Regions from separate parts of the Homo sapiens genome. Here regions 2, 3, 4 and 5 are each linked to region 1. A link is a contact called in ENCODE Hi-C or POLR2A ChIA-PET data. All regions are on one chromosome and are shown on one strand. Each heading gives the region's core, a stretch centred on a gene start or an enhancer-like site at or near the end of the contact. The rest is flanking DNA. Distances are from core to core; before and after follow the strand shown.

Region 1 (2,518 bases), core at 13-2,512:
TACAGCATTTTATTCATATTAAAAATGAAGTCAGTAGAGTGCATTGATGTTTTTTCTAGCTTCTAGAAGCAATATTAAGGTCTTGATTGTCATCATATAAGATCCTAATTAATGTGCTTAATTTACTACATGTGTGATGTTAGTTTACTACTCTTATAATTACTATTCAACCCAAATAATATTCAATTAAAACAAAGTTTTCCACCTTCTCACAGTACAGATAAAAAGTCTTAAAAATTGCTTTCTTACCTCTGATTGACATTCGATTAGTGTCTCCATATTATTGGCGTTTAGTGTTTTTGACTAAAAGAGAAAAAATAAAATTAGGTAAATATCTTTTGGCCCTTGCCTGTAGGAAACGTGAATGAATGAATGTGAGAGGGGCACTCACAGCATTGTGGCTGCTTCTCAGCTTCATCAGTATTGCGGCTGACTGTCCAGGGGTGGATTTCACTCCCGTGTGGCTGTGCCTCTGTCTACAACGAATCACATGGAAAGGAGTTAGGAGGGACTCACACAGTAGGCCACTTTCAGCGCCACTTTGCCAAAGCACAGAGTTTGAAACTATTTATTTATTTTTCTCTTTTGCTATTTTTTCACTTGCCTTTACTTTGGAAAAAACTATTACATAGACAAGTTTTCATTTAAAATCAGTTCTGTTACCAGATGTTGTATGTTGTTAAGAGCAGCATCTGAACACAATTATTTCTAAATTATTTAAGTCAACTATCTTTACCACTCTAAACGTTGTTACCAATTTATTCCGTTCCATCAAGAGATAATCTGGATATCAATTACGTTAACATTTTAAATTAACATGAACATTAACTTTTTTGGTGGAGTGCTGACTATATGCCAGCTGTCGTAGTAGGTGCTTTGCATGGATTTTCTCATCTAATCCAAAAAGGAAAAAAAAAAAAACATATCCCTAGGATGCTAAAATAGTAAACATGAAACAAAGATAACATTTACAGAACTCCTACACCAAAAAGGTGCAGCCTTCACGTTGAAGCAAAGCTTTGTCCTGAGACTTTATAAAGTGAGAGCATATTCCACGGGATAGCTGTTTTCTGTTGCCTGTGATCTGAGTGACCTGTGACTTGCGAGGCAGCTTGTAATTTCTAGGCATGTTAATATATAGTGTACTTACCCTTGGAGGGTCTCTAGCCAGAGTTCTTTTACATCCGGTGAGCTGTAAAGAATGGGAGAAACAGCATAACTCTCTGCTCCTTCTAGTCCACTGGGAGAGAGAGAGACCGAGCCGGTCTCCCTTCACATGCTCTGCATTATAAGCGAAGGGGCGGGCAGGTGGAAATTCAGAATATTACAGAGACCGGAAAGAACATCATGGGCTGTCACACGGACGGAGCCAGCCAGACACTGGAGAGCTCTCGCTTCCTCATTCCTTTTAGGGCAGCTATGTCTTTTTTTTTTTTTTTTTTTTTTTTTTTTTTTGTGTCTTCCACTTCAAAGTAAAAAATCTGTAAACTACTAGGAGTGGAAAACATGACATTCAGCCCATAGGTGAAGGCTCTGATTAATGTCATAGGTGGGATGTGTGAACAAGAAATTGTGTTATTCTGTGCATAAACATCACTTTATTTTCTAAAGTGGTAATTTCAAGTGCCTCTTTTTGCATCCTGTTTGGGTGCTCTTTCCCCTCCCACGTGCCATCTGCTCTGTCCACCAGCACCACACGTTGATTAGCACCCCTGGATGTGGGACACTGTTACAGAACCAGAAAGAAACCCAAGACAGTCCCTTCCTTGAGGAACAATCACCGTCCAAAGCCAGGTTAGTTTCCTTTGGAAGTAGAAAGAAAACTCCCTCGAGTCAGTTGTCAATATAGTAACCCCCTCCTCCTTTCTGTAACTCCTGGTCAAAAGTATTGATACTTAATTTACAGTCAGAGCAGCTGTCGTTCTGACACGGAAGGAAAACAAACAAAAAAATTCCTTTGATCAGACCAACTTAAAGTAGGAAAGAGATGGTGAATTTCATTTGTGGATCACTCTTCTGCATAAGAGAATTTCTGATCTTTTCTGTAGATCAAGGGCTATATATGAAACCACTCAAATGCCTCGACACGAGAATGGATGCATAAATTGTGATCCATTCACATAGGGAATGAATGTTGTATAGCACTGATAATGAACAGCCTATGACTATAGCCAACAATATGGTTGGATCTCATAATATGACGCTGAGCAAAAGAAGCCAGACGTGAAAGTGTATATCCTGCCGGCTCCCATTAATGCAAAGCACAAAATTAGCAAAAGTCGTCTGTGCTGTTGGAAGCAAGAGTAGCAGTTTCCCAGAGGGGATGGTAATGACTTCCAGGGGCCAGCGGGGGGCTTGGTGATGGTCCATTCTTGATCTGGGTGGTGCTAGGCTTATGTGCACACTTCCCTATTTATGTAATTTTTCAATAAAAAGTTTTAAAATAACTTGGCTTCATTTATCATCAGCATCTTTAATTTTAAGACTTTTCCGCATTGTCAGTTCTTTTGTCATTTTA
Region 2 (2,518 bases), core at 11-2,510, 1.6 Mb before region 1:
GGCTGAGGTGGGAGGATTGCTTGAGCCCATGAAGTTGAGACTGCAGTGAGCTATGATCACACCACTGCACTCCAGCCTGGGCAACAGAGCCAGACTCACTCTCTCTCTGGAAAAAAAAAAAAAAAAAAAAAAAAAAAAAAGAGTCATTCCTATGTTGTGCATATCTTTCTGTGTCTGCTTCTCCAAAGAGTGCTGTTGATACCCACATAGGTATTCTTGAATTCCTATGACAAGGAGTTCTGAAGAAGCTCGCTGCCTGAGTAATAAAACAATAGACTCTCCATGTAGGAAAGGAATCATTTAGATGACCTCAAATCCAATTTCCCATATGCCATGCAGGAATTCTTCTGTAGGAAAGCTTCTCAGAAGTCTGGAATGTGTGTCATTTTAATCAAGAGTTGCAGTTCTTAGTTGTACCCTTAAGTTATATGGAGGCAGAAATAATGTGACTAACACTGGGCCCCGTGTGGAAACATCCCCCGTTTGCTTATGGCTGGGGATGGGTTAGAGACAGCAGGCGAGGAGGGTTTCCCTGAAGATGCAGGGGTGCAGGCCGATGTGGGCCTTCTTACACGGTCCTAGGCCCAGTTGTGTTTCTCCCTGCTAGCACGGGTTGGCAACAGGAGACACCCAGATCATCCCTTTATCTATTTTTTCCTGTATAGGACAATGCATAAAGCATGCATGTGCTCGAGAAGGCTTCCTTTTCCTGACTGGCAGCCACAGCAATTGGCATAGCAAGCAGCAAAGTAAGGCCTGGTTAAAATGCACATGCAATTCATAGCGGGGCCTCTGATGTCATTGCTGTGGACTTTTGTTTTTAGAACCTGAAAAACACACGTCCTCCAGGGGCCTGGGAAATTCCCAGGTGGCCACCACCGTAAACAGTATCTCATTGAGTTTGACTAAACTGTGGCAGGAGTTCACGCTTCTAACCACCACTGATACAAGGTGAGAAGGGGTCGGCATGGGGAAAGATGCCTTTGAAAGGCCATCTGTGGGCAAAGTCTCGTGCCCCTCTGTGAATGCATTTGATGTAAATTTTTGTTCCTCTTGGTTGAATAAATATTGTTACTAAAAATAGCTTTAAAAGGACATCAGGATACAGCTGGAGCAAGACAAAGGAAGCAGGGCAGATTGCTGTGGGTTTTGGAACTTTGCTTTCCTGAACGCATTGTACGTGTACAGTCCGTTACGGCCCAGCCCCATCACTCATGTCATTCCCAGAGGCAAAGGCATTTGGATTAGTGAAATGCAGCCTCCCTAGTCCTGCCCCTGAGTTCCTAGTTATCTCTGTAACAGCAGCTACACCTTGGGTTAGGGTCTTGAAGTTAGCAGCCTCCGCCCCACCCTGATAGACAGACATATTCTCCTTCTAGATAGGAAATAAAAAGCAGAGGATGCCTGTTGGAGAACAGAGCTGGGCAGCAGAGGGTGGGCAGGTGGCAATGTGGTGATACCCTCTCCACCCTGTGGGGGACGCCAGTTCCTGCACTTCCCATCCAGCCGCTGGGTGCACTGCCACAGTCACGGCTTGCAGAATGAAGGATTTATTAGTCATGGAAACTGGCCTCGGAGCACCGTGCCCCCACTAGAGGCACAGCGGTTCTGGGTCTTGAGATCCTCATACACTAAAGGTCTGCCACAAATTTAGGATCATCTTCATGCTTTGTAAAAAAATTTTTTAAACCCCTGTTGGGTCAGATCCTGGTCTATCATGCGACGGTGGCACCAGAGGGGGCTCTGCAGGGGGCATCAGACAACCTCATTTCCCTTAATACAACTCACTATAGATCTGTGAGTTCACATAGTTTCTGAGCTTATTTATAGTTTCAGCCTCTTCAGTGTCCTCTGTGTTGTCATGAATTTTCCACCATCGTGTAAAGTTAGCTCTTTTTCTTACTTACCCTGAATCTGCCTCCTTCAGTTCAAAGTGGTCTCCTTAGCTCTGGGGTTTCAGAGTTGACGGACATGCCTGTTCACCCTTTCTATTCTTTTCCAGTATATTTTCTAGTGAGATTCACTGTAGGTTTCCACAAGATGAACACTAACTGGAGCGATGAGTGCCTTGTGGATCCTTCAAGGATTTCAACAGCAAAGTTACCTCGAGCCATAAGCCTGCATTATGTTCTGACTTATAAGAAAAGCGATTTTTCTTTCTCTTTGTTGTCATGGGGCTGTCTTCCACCACATTAGGCAAAAAAAGTAGTGCAGTGCCTTGTTTTCAGAGCTTCTGCTGACAAATGAAGATTCCGAGGACTTTTGGGTTAGGCAAAGAAATGTGGTATTCTCTGGCTTCAGAGGATCTCTTTGAGAACCTCTTTGGAGGAGAATGCCTATCCCTGCTTTGCATTATAACTCTTAGAAACAAAAATTATTGTGTTTATAAATCTTCCCTTAGCTGTCTGCTCCTTAAATCGGCTCCTCACAAAGTGGGAAAAGAATCCAGGGTTCTCTGTTTGAAGTGCCCAGCCCAGTGCCCCCCAGCCCTGGAGGGCCTGGCGGGGGCCTCTTCCTG
Region 3 (2,518 bases), core at 10-2,509, 1.4 Mb after region 1:
AAGTCGCATTTGAGTCCAAGTTGGCAATTTTGTCAATTAATTTAGGACAAATTCCAAGCACTGAGTTTTTGATATTTCAAAGGTGAAATTAAACAGTAAAATTATAAACAACTTTTAGATTTTTTTTCTAGGTTTCAAAAGTGGTAGTAAACAACACAGGATGCTCTCCTTTCAAGGAAATATAAGCGCTTTCTAATTATTTTGTTGGAGAAGTGATCAAAGAAATTGGTATAGTTCAGCATTAGAATGAGATCTTTTCTGAGAAGACCTTGATTGGCACAAATAGTTATTCGTCATTGTTATTCCGAACAATGTTTAGAACATGATGTCATCCTTCCCATCATCATCCTCATCACCATCCCCATCTAACCCACATAAAGTTTACAGAAAGGCATGAAGGTTTCTTTTGCATGTGAGTCTGTGTGTGCACGTGTGTGTGTGTGTGTATGTGTGTGTGTGATTGTATGTAGCAAGGATTACTGTCCTAAGTTGAAATGTTGCCTTCTCTCAGCCAGCTTCAGGACAGCTCCTCTGGGGAGCCTCCCATGACTAACTGACTGTCATTGGGGTGACTTACACACATGTGCCTTTATTTTTCTTTTACCTCCTCTCTGCCTTCTCTCTGCAGCCAGCCTGCAAGATCTCTGGAGGTAGGAACAGTGTCCCATCTTTGGTACCACCCATCAATGCCTACAACAGTGCATAGGCTACAGAGGGTGTTCAAAAATGCTTCTCTGTCTCCAGTCCTTCAAGGTCTTCAAAATTATAAACATTAATATAGTTAATAATATTCACATAATTATTAATAACAACTGCAAGAGGAATTTCCTCCCCAACCAACCAGAGATTCTACACTCCAGTGAATTTGGAACCTGAGTTTTCCAAATAACTGTCCATTTGCCATGGGCTGTTCTGAGAATCTATCTATATAAGTCTTTTTTTTTTTTAAAGAAACATTGCATGGAATGAAATCATCTTCCCTAGTGCTGAACTCAATTTCTGCTAATATGCCTTACACACAGTATACATGCATCATTGTACTAAAAGAGTAACTACAGAAATTATGGTACCTGCTCCTACTATTTAAAATAAAACTGAATGTTTCTATTTATTTTTACTTATTATTTATACTGAATGTCTTAGTGGAAATGAACTAGCTATTAAAATCATTCTCCACCAGAGTCTCTAGATTTCTCAAGCATGAGTCAAACCTGAATAAACCACATCCTTCTGCAGGAAACCAAACCCACCAACCACATCCTTCTGTAGGAAACAGTTCTGAGGATTTCCAAGTGTCTTATGGGAACCCTTCTCACAAGGCTTGGGGTTAACCTCACTTGTCTTACATCAAGGTTAGGTGGGGGACCTCACAGTCCATTGGGAAAAATCTTGCTCCCATTCTTCCTTCTTTCTCCAATCTTTAAGAACTCGATTCTCATACAACCTTTATGTGGGTGAGGACAGCAGAAATGCACCTGGGAAGCTACTGCACTTTCCTACCATAGGAGTCAAAGGTGCATGAGTCCCAGGCACAGTAGTGGGGTCTGAGGCAAGAAAGTCAGTGTGGGCTCAACTTCAAGGCAGCCTGTCAAGGATAGAGAGCCCAGGCAGTGAGAGGCAGTGGCATGTACCAGACGGGGCCAGAAGTGGAGAACTGGAACTGACCCCATCGAGGGACTTTCAGGTAGAGGAGCCACCAAGATGCTTCTGCAGAACAAACAAAAACACCCACTCAAGGAAAAGGTCAGCTATCAACTCACACTAAATCCAGAGACCACAATGCCACAATACAATAATATTGGCCAAGTAGAATCTTTACTATCACCCTAACCTCTCATTCTTCCCTCTTGCTCTCCCCAGGAGTGTCCCAAATGCGAAGCTGGGCAGTGTGGCTCCCATAATCTTCATCACTGCCCTGTACCGCCTCCCCAGGAAATCTTGGAATGGTGGTCTTCAGTGGACTTGGAGGCCAAGCTGCTTCCCCCAGCTCAAGGTTCTTCCACATGGCAGACCCAACCACAAGCAACCAAATTATACAAATGAAAAGTCCAGGACAGCTTTCTGTAACTAGGACAGACAAGTTGATTGGTCAGCAGAAAGTAAAATAGGGGACAAGTCCAAGTGGCTTTTTGTTTTTTCAGAAATACCCATGGATTTGTTATCCCAGTTGTTTAAGATCTAATGTCAACTCCACTTACCCTGATCCAAGCCTCATACTCCCAACAAGAGTCTTGGAGCAATGAAGAGGGAACCCAACAAACAGTCTCTAAGCAATGATGCTAATGTGAATCGTGAGGAATAATCTTAGGAGAAAGGCCATTTGGGGCTAAAGAGCTGCACTACCCTTCACTGAATTCCTAGGATGGCCATCTGTAGGTTTACAATGTGCACCACATGCTTAGCTGTGCCCTGCTGTTCGTATATTTTTCATACTTCTCAGCTGCAGAAGAGAAAGGTTTTTTATCCGAATGACTGTAAATTTCTTTTTCATGCATCCCATGCTAGACACTGAAGTGCT
Region 4 (2,518 bases), core at 9-2,508, 1.3 Mb before region 1:
GAGACCCTGTCTCCAAATAAATATAGAAATAAATAAGAAAAATAAATAAAAGTTTAATGATATAAACTTACAAATTGAATAGATTATACTAAAAACAAAAGTAATAAACACTTAAAGCTCATCACTTCCTAGTGATCTACACTTTACTATTACCTATGCCATCAAAGTTTGTTTTTTTTGTTTGTTTGTTTGTTTTTTGTTTTCTTTTTTAGATGGAGTCTTGCTGTGTTTCCCAGCTGGAGTACAGTGGTGTGAACTTGGCTCACTGCAACTTCCACCTCCCAGGTTCAAGCAATTCCCCTGCCTCAGCCTCCCGAGTAGCTGGGACTACAGGCGTGCACCACCACACTGGCTAATTTTTTTTATCTTTTTTTCAGTAGAGATGGGGTTTCACCATGTTGGCCAGGATGGTCTCAATCTCCTGACCTCGTGATCTGCCCACCTTGGCCTCCCAAAATGCTGGGATTACAGGCGTGAGCCACCACGCCCGGGCCATCAAGGTTATTTACATCTGCGTGTCTGAGTGGAGGAAGCATTATATAACCCTGTTCTGCTGCACATCTCTTTCCACCTCTGCGTTCAGTGACTTCTTACTGACAGCTGGAAATTGGCCATGGGGGCAGTATTTACACCACAGAAATTGGCAAATGTACATTTCAGGACTCTTCTTCCAGAGAGCCTGTTGTGCACATTTACTAGCACACCATTAAAACCAGGCCACAGGGTGTCACCATCCACATTTCTCCCCCAGAGAGTGTCCAAAGGTTCAAATCGCAAAGTAGGGAGCTCAAGTCTGAGCCAGAGTGGCCTCTATCTCAATCAGTCTGGTGAGGCTGGTATAGCAGAGCTGGGGTGACAGCCAAGCGTTTAGACAAGGACAGTTCTTAGCCTCAGGAGATGCCAGTGTCACAGCTTCAGATAGCTCTCTGTCCAGGTGCAGGTGCAGGACCAGCCAGTGAGGGTACAGAGGATATGGGGACTGGGAGGAAGTAGTTTCCGGTTGCCTGACCTGACATTCAGGGCTGGATTTGAGGCCCAGAAGAAATCTAGGATCAGGGCAGACGCCAGCTGGTGGCCTGGTCACCTACACTGGCCTGGGTGGGGACAGGGAGTTGCACAGACTGACTCCCTTCCTACTCCCTCATGGAGAAGGGTCTTCAACACCTTTGCAGGTCCTTCCCATTGCCCCAGGCCTGGCTGATGCAAGCAGGTAGGGAGCGAGAGGGCAGGCTGGGGAAGGCAGTGTCTGGCAACACAGCCGGGGGAAAAGAGATTTATTTTACAACAACAACAAGAAGACTAATAAAAATAATTTTGAAAAAATCTGATGGATAACATGAATCACCCTCGTATGAATCACTAGTTACACTTGGTGGTGTACCAAGGAGAAGGAGAGAGCTGTGGGAGTCAGGGTGCATTGTCTGCAGAGAATTTAAAAATAGGAAGAAAAACACTGCAGTGGTCTGCTTTCTATTATCGCCATGTGTGGCGATTGTAAACAATGGCAGACCCACCCCCACACCACTGGTTACACCCCAGACATGCATTTTTGCCTGTGTTCTAGGTAATCAGTTGATTGTATTAGAACAGCTGACACATTCTTCTTTAGTTCCTTTTTGTGGCATTAGTTTCATAGAATCACTTATTTTGGGGGAATTGGAGGCATGTCTTGTTTTTCCATTCAGACAACAACATGTATCAAGCGGTCTATGATGTGCTGTCTGTCAGTTGCACTTGGAGTTCAAGAGCATTCTTAAAGACGCAATTTGTGTTTTGGAAAAATGGGTAGAGAGCCTTGTTTTGTGTGTGCGGTCAAATAAGTCAGAAGTTGGTTATGAGTCACCACTCTCCTGCTAGTCTAGCATTGTACCCTGCACAGCAAAAAGGGGTTGTAAGCATTAAAAGGGGGCTTTTGAAAAAGCACAGGATATGGAAAGGCGGCCTAGAAGCAAGTTCTGGTGCACGTGAACCGTGTGACCTCAGAAGCCGCATCCCACTGAGCTGTTCTGAGCCTCGGTTTCTCCATTGGTAGAATGGGGCTAATAGTACCTGACCAGCTGTTCCCAGGCTACCGCCAAGGGCCCGTGGAAGCAGGTGCAGGAAGGGATGACGCACACGTGAGCTCTTAAGACAGCTTCAGTTCCTCAGGATTCAAGAAGGGGGAAGGAGAGCCCAGGGCCAGCACATCTGGGGAGGTTCAATATAGATTTAGGTCTGGAATTTCCATTTTCACTGCAGATATGTTGTGCTGAGAAAAGTTCGAGGGCATCAGAATGAAAATTGGAACTTGAGAAACTGGATGAACGTCGCAGCAGGAAGGGAGCCGGGCTGGAGCTCTCTGGAGTGGGGCGCACCGCAGGGAGCACGGCCAGAAGATGGGAGAGGTCACAGGTGGGGCCGTGCCTCTCACAAGCTCAGGGTGCCCTGTGGGGCCGGGAGGGGCAGAGTACAAGCTCAGGGTGCCCTGTGGGGCCGGGAGGGGCAGAGTAGGTCTAGAAGCCGCTCTGGGGGCAGTGCC
Region 5 (2,518 bases), core at 11-2,510, 1.2 Mb before region 1:
ATTAAATGAGATGGGGATGTGGAAGCCTAGTATACAGCAAGCAGGCCGTCAATGAATGTTGGCCTCCCAATATTTTTTTTTACGGAGAAAGACAACTATTTATGCATATTATGATGACTATAGCTTAACCATGAGCTCAACAAACACAAAAATTCACAGAAAATTCTGCAATACCGTATCTATTTTAAACCCCATTATTGAATATAACTAGTGAAATCTCAGGTCAAATAGAATGTATTTAAGAAGACACAAACTTGACATTAAACACCAGAGATTTACATTTGATAGTTGTCTCTTCTTACAAATATATCCCTCATAATAATAAAAAAGCACTCCACTAGTATGCCAATTAAGACACATCTTCCAGTCGTGTTTTGTCCTTGAGTGAAAAATCTTGCTGCTCAATTCAAGTCATTCGTTTATTCATAACACCCATATATATATCTCCAACTCTGGAAAGAAACACTGACAGAAAGATGGAAAATTTTAGAGACCTCGTTTCCACTTCAGAGAGCCTGTTGTCCCCCAAACCTCTCGGGCCCTCCGGTATTTTTAAGCTTATCAAGATTCCAGAATGAGGTTAACGGGGCGTCACAGAACGAAACCCCCCACCGTCCCGTCCCAGGGGCTTCAAGCCAGGACCCCGGCCTGAGGGAGCCTCCGGGCAGGAGGAAGAGGCCCAGGAAGCCATCGCTCCGCTCCTTCCCAGCTGTTTATGTGGTACTCAGGGTACTCGGCCAAGGGCACGGCGACCCCGCAACACCCCAGGCGTGGGGCAAAGACAGCGGGGTTGCGGGGCTCCTGTCTGCCCGGGGCGTCGAGAGTTCCTGCCGCCCCCTCCCGCCTCATGCACGGAAAGCGCCGAGCCACGGCGTGCGGCGCCGGCCGAGCGTGAACCGGAGTCGGGGTTCGGCTACCCCGAGCGGCTCTGTGGGCCGCGGATCGCTTCCCCTGGGGCGGCCACGCAGGGTTGCGGGCCATGGCCTGGGGCGCCCGTCCGGACCCCGCCGCTGCGCGGGACGCCGCTCCCAGCCTCGACCAAGGGCGCCCGGGGGCGGCGGCGGCGGCGGCGGCGGTGACTGCCCGGGGCGGCGGCGCGGCGCGGGGGCGGCCAGGAGGCGAGGAGGCCGGGCCGCGGCCGAGGGCCCAGGGCGCGCTTCCGGCGGGCGTCGCGCGCGCCGCGGTAAATGGGAGGCTCGGCCGACAGGGGCGGGGGCCGCGCAGCCGGGGACTTTCAGGAACTGCAGGAGCGTGCGGCGCGGGAGTAGCCGAGCGCCCAGCGGCTGGGCCTGAGCGTCGAGACTCGGGGCCGAGGCGGAGGAGCGGCCGCCGCGCCGGGGCCCAGCCGGAGCCGCCGCCCTCGCCCTTGCCTTTGCCTGCGCGGCTCAGAATCACCATCCGCGGCGCGGGAGACGAGCCGGCCGTCCCGGGCCGGGGGACCCGCCCGCCATGGCCACCAAGGTGAGGGGCGCGCGGCGCAGGCCGGGCCGGTCGCTCAGGCCCGGGGCGGCGCGGAGAGGGTCGGGGCCGGGGCCGCGGGGAGGGTCGGGGCCAGGGGTGGTCGAGGGGCCACTCCGCTTCCTCGGTGGAGTCCCCGGGCGGGTCCGCGGCCCAGCCAGTCCCTTCTGGGCATGGGTGCGGCGGGCAGTGCAGACAGACCACCAGGATCGCACCGGGGGACGGCGTCGGGTCTGGGCGCGGGTTGGGACCCCGGGCGCAGCGAGGTTTGGGAAGTTTGCACCTGAGCGTGGGCTGCGGCGGGCTCGCCGGGAGGGGCCGCGGGACGGAAACTTCCCGCAGCCCGGGGAGGCCCCCGAGGCGACTGGCGCTCTGTGGCGTCCGGCGTCCCCGCCGCCCCCACGTCCCCTCCCGCTGCCGCCTGGGGGACCCTCGCCCCCGCGGGGCGGGTGGGGGTCGAGACCTCGGCGGAGAGGACGCGGCGCTTCCCGTCCCGGCCTGCGGGGGCTCGCGGCCGGGGAGGGACCGAGGCTGGGACGCCCCGCGCCCCTTTGCCTTCGCTGCTGTTATTTTTTTCTTTTGTTTTGCTACCTTTTCATTGTGAATGGCATTGCCGGCATGAATAAAATATCAAGAGGGAAATGACTGTGCTTTCGATTACGTGTTTGCCTGAAAAAAGGCCCAGGCCCGAATTACGTGGTGGAACTTTGACTCCTGCTTCGTCATTGGCTAGGAGCGGTGGTTTGCTTGTTTTACGTTATTGTTTATGAAATTAGCAGTCACTCTTGGCTACCTGAATTTTCAAAAGCCACCCTCCCCCGCTCCTTTTCCTTGGGCGTTTTCAGTAGTTACTTGATGTAGAATAGCCACTGGGGAAGTCACGGTCACGGAAGGGAGGACCTGGGGGAGGAGGCTCTATACCTGAGCCATTAACTGATCTGTGATACACTGTGAGGAGTGGGTTTACTTTTGCACTTAGTTTTTGTAATGTCACTTTGTTAGCATCAGCACCCCTTTGTCTATTTGTTTTTGAGATCTCTGAGCTACTTTTGGGTTGCTA

What was found. Hi-C counts contacts between places; a loop is a spot of excess contacts on that map. ChIA-PET counts read pairs that join two places held with the same protein, here RNA polymerase II (POLR2A). Pooled maps may share reads with other maps.
Region 2: a loop to region 1 is called in a map with no recorded cell type, with 7 times the contacts of the local background. The contact joins the enhancer-like site here to the promoter of TAGAP in region 1. A Hi-C loop is called at or near these places in 2 of 37 single-sample maps with no recorded cell type and 2 of 50 pooled maps. POLR2A ChIA-PET finds 5 or more read pairs at or near these places in 1 of 52 experiments (activated B cell).
Region 3: a map of natural killer cell shows a loop between it and region 1 (10-fold over the local background). The contact joins the enhancer-like site here to the promoter of TAGAP in region 1. A Hi-C loop is called at or near these places in 1 of 168 maps with a recorded cell type or tissue (natural killer cell), 1 of 37 single-sample maps with no recorded cell type and 8 of 50 pooled maps.
Region 4: a loop to region 1 is called in a pooled map, with 12 times the contacts of the local background. The contact joins the enhancer-like site here to the promoter of TAGAP in region 1. A Hi-C loop is called at or near these places in 1 of 168 maps with a recorded cell type or tissue (natural killer cell), 4 of 37 single-sample maps with no recorded cell type and 9 of 50 pooled maps.
Region 5: a loop to region 1 is called in a map of naive thymus-derived CD4-positive, alpha-beta T cell, with 9 times the contacts of the local background. The contact joins the promoter of SNX9 here to the promoter of TAGAP in region 1. A Hi-C loop is called at or near these places in 1 of 168 maps with a recorded cell type or tissue (naive thymus-derived CD4-positive, alpha-beta T cell) and 5 of 50 pooled maps. POLR2A ChIA-PET finds 5 or more read pairs at or near these places in 1 of 52 experiments (BJ).

Annotation. Positions count from the first base shown.
Region 1 is chr6:159,043,729-159,046,246 of GRCh38, forward strand. It overlaps TAGAP (T cell activation RhoGTPase activating protein), which reads right to left and starts at 1,263. Exons shown (of 10, transcript NM_054114.5): 1 at 1,151-1,263; 2 at 392-476; 3 at 250-303. The coding sequence starts at 418.
Region 2 is chr6:157,460,296-157,462,813 of GRCh38, forward strand. The region is part of intron 1 of ZDHHC14 (zDHHC palmitoyltransferase 14); the gene reads left to right. Among named protein-coding and RNA genes, the nearest start is that of MIR3692, 68 kb to the right of the region's middle. RefSeq lists an enhancer at 1,357-1,416. Within about 2 kb of position 1,261, at least 9 of the 41 ENCODE cell types and tissues checked have a DNase peak (open chromatin) inside an H3K27ac peak, as active enhancers do.
Region 3 is chr6:160,461,397-160,463,914 of GRCh38, forward strand. No RefSeq gene overlaps it. Among named protein-coding and RNA genes, the nearest start is that of SLC22A3, 110 kb to the left of the region's middle. RefSeq lists an enhancer at 1,542-1,591. Within about 2 kb of position 1,260, at least 3 of the 41 ENCODE cell types and tissues checked have a DNase peak (open chromatin) inside an H3K27ac peak, as active enhancers do.
Region 4 is chr6:157,759,678-157,762,195 of GRCh38, forward strand. No RefSeq gene overlaps it. Among named protein-coding and RNA genes, the nearest start is that of SNX9, 62 kb to the right of the region's middle. Within about 2 kb of position 1,259, at least 10 of the 41 ENCODE cell types and tissues checked have a DNase peak (open chromatin) inside an H3K27ac peak, as active enhancers do.
Region 5 is chr6:157,821,986-157,824,503 of GRCh38, forward strand. It overlaps SNX9 (sorting nexin 9), which reads left to right and starts at 1,261. Exons shown (of 18, transcript NM_016224.5): 1 at 1,261-1,461. The coding sequence starts at 1,450. RefSeq lists a silencer at 1,070-1,389 and an enhancer at 2,040-2,089.